Regions from separate parts of the Homo sapiens genome. Here region 2 is linked to region 1. A link is a loop called in an ENCODE intact Hi-C map of the cell type or tissue named here. Cell type or tissue: psoas muscle. All regions are shown on one strand.

Region 1 (2,500 bases):
AGTTCTCACACGTTTTTTCCTCAGTAGCAGGATATAGTTCAGTTGTCTTTTAATAACGGGCCTGGCTTTCATATTTCAGCTAGCCCAGGTTAAAGGTTTGGTATGTAGAATGCCCATGGAACATGAAACTGACTCACAGAGTATCAAATTCTTGACCTTAGCGCTTCACTTCGTATTCTGAGTTGCCTAAGACATGTATGCGCCAGTAGTAAGGCTAAAGCTTAAGGATAATTTTAGACTGTAAATTTGCAGTTGTAAGATCTCACTGCTAGCCACTCTCTTTTTCCAGACCACACTTGACTGTCAATGTCATCTTATGCAGGTTGCTATTGCTGGGGCCCCAGTCACTCTGTGGATCTTCTATGATACAGGATACACGGAACGTTATATGGGTCACCCTGACCAGAATGAACAGGGCTATTACTTAGGATCTGTGGCCATGCAAGCAGAAAAGTTCCCCTCTGAGTAAGTGCAAGCTTTTTTTTTTTTTTTTTTAAATTGAGACAGGGTCTCACTCTGTCACTTAGGCTGGAGTGTAGTGGCATGATCAGGGCTCCCTGCAGCGTCAAACTCCTGGGCTCAGAGGATCCTCCCACCTCAGCCCCCGAGTAGCTGGGTTTACAGGCACGTGCCACCATGCCCGCCTAATTTTTTGTATTTTTAGTAGAGTCAGGGTTTTATCATGTTGCCTAGGGTGGTCTCAAACTCCTGAACTCAAGTTATCTGCCCACCTCAGACTCCCAAAGTGCTGGGATTACAGGCATGAGCCACCGGGCACAGCCTAATTCAAGCTTTAAAATGAAGATTATAAATTTTCAATTGTATTTTAAAAAATTGTCTTTAATCCTAATGAAAAATTCAAATACTGAAAAACCAAGACAAATGTTATACTAGAATAGCATGGCTGTTTCTTAAAACTGAATTACAGGCCAATTCATATAATGTTTCTTTACAAGTTATATTTGAAGCAGTTGTTTTTGCTGAAAAAAGTTAAGTACACGACTTTCAAGGTGGAAAAAATTTTATGTCTGCCTGAATATATTTTACAAATAGTTCTTCTAGGGACATGCTATAATTATAGATGTGTTCTAATATTTTAATTATAAAAAATTGAACACAAGATCTTTTTTTAATCCTTCATTGCATGTGGCATCTGGTTAATATGTTACAAATTTAATATTGAAAATACTGAATTCTTATTCTAACATTACAGTATAAGGAAGTTAATATGGTTAAGTATGATTAAATAAGTGAAATGGTTTTCCCAAATACTCTACTATTTTGCCTAATCCTCTAATATTTCCATTTCTCCAGACCAAATCGTTTACTGCTCTTACATGGTTTCCTGGATGAGAATGTCCATTTTGCACATACCAGTATATTACTGAGTTTTTTAGTGAGGGCTGGAAAGCCATATGATTTACAGGTGAGTTACTCTACATTTTCTAGTTAAATGCAGTCATGATTAGTGATTGATTACTTTGAAATCTATTAGCTGTGGGGTAAGTCCAGATTTTTAGAGTGTCCACCCTCTGCTTAAGAGAACTAAAGTAAGAGGCATATTTAGTAGTGCCTGTAGTTGGATAAAAATTAAGATTCTGTTGCAGTCAGGCTGACATACCTGCCTATCAGATTACATGACTGTGTGTCTGTATCTGCTTTCAGTTTGGAAGCATGGAAAAGATGACAGGAAGTCCATTCACTGTTATCCTTTGCTTTTCTTTTTCCACTTTGAAGGGTGAGGATGTGCTATTTTGATTTCATGGTTGTAAAAGGATTTTTAGGGCCTGATTATATGGTCTTTTGATTTTCTTTTATTTTACATTGACATTGGAGGAAAAACCAGCAAGTTACTCTCCTCCATTGCTCCATTATTCATTGCTCCTTATTCCAGTTTTTCTTAAAACTGTGTTTTACTCCTTAAACAGATTATGTGCACACAAAAAATGAAAAAATTACTTTTTCCTTTTTAACATTTCAGTTGATATTTATGTTTAAACTATGAGATATTTATAGCAGTAGTTTTTAAGCTTTTTGGTTTCAGGACACCTTTACCTACCAAAGAACTTTGTTTATGTCAATTATATCAATCAATATTTCTCATGTAAGATATGAAAACTGAGAAAATTTTTAAATATTTTAAAATAATAAACTATCAGCCCGGCACAGTGGCTCATACCTGTAATCCCAGCACTTTAGGAGGCCAAGGCAGGTGGATCACTTGAGGTCAGGAGTTCGAGACCAGCCTGACCAACATGGAGAAACCCTGTCTCTACTAAAAATACAAAAATTAGTCAGGCATGGTGGCTCATGCCTGTAATCCCAGCTACTTGGGAGGCTGAGGCAGGAGAACTGCTTGAACTGGGGAGGCAGAGGTTGCGATCAGCTGAGATCGCGCTATTGCACTCCAGCCTGGGCAACAAGAGTGAAACTCCGTCTCAAAAAAAAAATAATAATAATAATAATAAACTATTACATGTTAACACAAATCACGTTTTTC
Region 2 (2,500 bases), 50 kb after region 1:
AGACTCCAAGGGCAGGGCTCCTCTCTTCATGCAGAGCCTGTGTGCCCTCTGGTTGGATGCAGTGTCGAAGGCTGGGGACAGAGGTGGGGATGCGAGGCATCTGAGGCGGTGTCAGTGCCCGGAAGCCCTGCTCCCTGCCCCTTTCTCTCCTGCCCTTCTATAGTCACTGAGGGGTCCAGGCACTGGGGGTTCGTCCCTCTCTGCTTTCTGTGCCTTGCAAATCTGGCTACCTGTGGCCTAGTGCTCTTATCCTTTACTCGTTTCTTTGAAAAGCTCTTGCCCCAGTGTGATGGATTAGGAAGGGCACAGTCTTTGGGGTTGGAAAGACCTGGTTTGAATCCTGCCTTCTCTGCTCACCATCTGCATGACCCTGGGCTCCTTATCAAATGCCCAGCTCAGAGAGGCTCGAAGAGTCCTTGAGATAAGAATGGAAAGTGCCTGGCACCTGGCAGGTGCTCAACAGATCTCACTTCAAGCCTCCCCCAGGGGCACCTCCCTTGCTTCCCTTTGCCATGCATCCCTCCCACCTCCCACCCACTCTCTGCACTCCCACCCCGTCCCCATCCTGTTCCTTCTGGGCTTAGCTGGTAGGCTGCTCCCAGTCTGGTGTCGTCTTTCTTCTGTTCAAGGGGTATCTGCCTCCACCTGCTGGACAATCCAGATATTCACCACTCCACCCAGGGGGCCAGGGTCACACAAAGAACTTGGCAGGAAATCAGGGTTTAGGGAACTGCCGCACAGGCAGAAACTCAAGCCCACTGTCTGCCTTTTCCACTGGGAAATCCAAGGCCTTTTGGAGAAGGGATTTGCCAAAGGTCACCCAGTGCGTTAATGGCAGTGCTGGAACTAGAAACTATAACTGTTGACTCCAAGTCTGGTGCTTTGCCCATGACCCTGACAGTCCTCTGCCTAGATGGTGGGTTGCATTTGGGAGGGAAGAATGGAGGTAGGTGTGGGTCTGTCTAATCATTTCTCTGGTGCTGAGTTGAAGCCTAGGCAATTCTTCTGGCTCTAAAAGAAACAGCTCAGAGGTCCAGTCCCAGCCCTGCTGAATTTTATGGCTACGTCCCCCATCTGACAGATGGAATCATTGCTGCTGTCCCCGGTACCACCTCACCAGGTTACTGTGAGACTCAGGTGAGGTATCGCATGGCAAATGCCTAATGGTAAGGCTGCCTGCTGGTCTGTCTTCTCGCCAGGGTCCCTGGCGTCCACCAGGGGGCAGGACGTGGTCATTGTGGCAGCCCCAGAGAACACCACAGTGGTGTCTGGCCAGAGTGTGGTGATGGAATGTGTGGCCTCAGCTGACCCCACCCCTTTTGTGTCCTGGGTCCGACAAGGTGAGTGGAGGGGGTGGGAGAAGGAGGGCATGGGAAGGGAGGGATGTGGCATCTCACATGCCCCTAAGTCAGGGGGATGTATGGGTGACGACCCAGTGGTCACGAACCTTCTGGTGTGGCACGAACTCCTTTCCCAGGGCTGGGTGTGGTGGTCAAGGTCGGAGCTGCGTGGGGAACTGGACAGACTTCCTTGTCACTCTGTGTAGCATGTGCTTTACAAAAGCACTTCCAAGCTGCCACTTACAGAACGGTTATTGCAGCCCTCCTGAGGCCAGGTGCTGAGCTAGGTTCTCCACCATAATTACATATTTCTGTTCCTCACAACGGTGTTACAAGTGAGTACTTGAGAGCTGGGAAGGTGCCACACAGCCAGTGAGTTAGGTGGAACCAGACCCCTCTGTTGGTCCGTGCAACTATAAGGCAAGCTCTGGGTCCACCCCAGCATACTGCTGTCTTTGTGTGACTGGTATCATACTGGGCACAGTGAACAAAACACAGAGAGGCAGGGACCCTGCCCTCTGAACTCATCGTCTAGTGAGGGAGAGAAAACACACATCTATGAAGAGAGGTCTGACAGTATCAGGCTACAAGTGAGAAGTGCCACTGAGTGACTGGAGATGCCATCAGGGTAACGCCAGTGCTGGGCCAAATTTCACTGTGCAGTCTCCTAAGCACTTTCACACCTGTTCTCCTGTCAGCCTCCAAGAGCCCTCTGGGGAGAGGAGGGGCCAGAACTATTATTCCCAGTGGGCAGATGAAGAAACTGAGGCTCAGAGAGGCAGTGGAAGAGCTGGGACCCAAGCTTTCAAGTCTGTTCTCTTTTTGGTATGCCAGTTCCTACAGTCCTGTAAAAAGAAAGCAAGGGTTATTTTTATTTCCATTTGTTGTTAAAAAGTGACTTGTCCCAAGTTGATGGCAGAAGTAAGTTTTAAATCCAGTTCTTTTTACCCCTTTCCCCAACTCATTCTATTACTCTATACATCTTTAAAAATATAAGTTTATATCTCATACTCAAAAGTGTATATCACGAATATATATAGTTTAAAGAAAATAAATTGAACAACTATTAATATGTACCCACCAATGAGCTGATAAAATAGAACAGTGCTGGCATTTTCGCACCTATCTGACCTGCACTGCCTCATTGGACCTGTGACACT

Evidence for each region. Hi-C counts contacts between places; a loop is a spot of excess contacts. Peaks named below come from ENCODE experiments on the same cell type or tissue, not always from the same donor. Only the 100,000 strongest peaks of a DNase experiment are listed, where the experiment ranks them.
Region 2: it touches region 1 in a loop (7-fold over the local background); 4 of 110 quality-filtered maps call a loop at or near these places.

The regions. Positions count from the first base shown.
Region 1 is chr15:65,449,925-65,452,424 of GRCh38, reverse strand. It overlaps DPP8 (dipeptidyl peptidase 8), which reads left to right. Exons shown (of 20, transcript NM_130434.5): 18 at 323-465; 19 at 1,315-1,426. Among named protein-coding and RNA genes, the nearest start is that of IGDCC4, 28 kb to the right of the region's middle. In psoas muscle, no CTCF peak of the experiment used is centred here; no DNase peak of the experiment used is centred here; H3K27ac peaks cover 2,500 bases.
Region 2 is chr15:65,399,646-65,402,145 of GRCh38, reverse strand. It overlaps IGDCC4 (immunoglobulin superfamily DCC subclass member 4), which reads left to right. Exons shown (of 20, transcript NM_020962.3): 5 at 1,200-1,340. Among named protein-coding and RNA genes, the nearest start is that of IGDCC4, 22 kb to the left of the region's middle. In psoas muscle, CTCF peaks have their summits at 654 (motif pointing left) and 1,218 (motif pointing right); DNase peaks (open chromatin) are centred at 645 and 1,225; H3K27ac peaks cover 2,066 bases.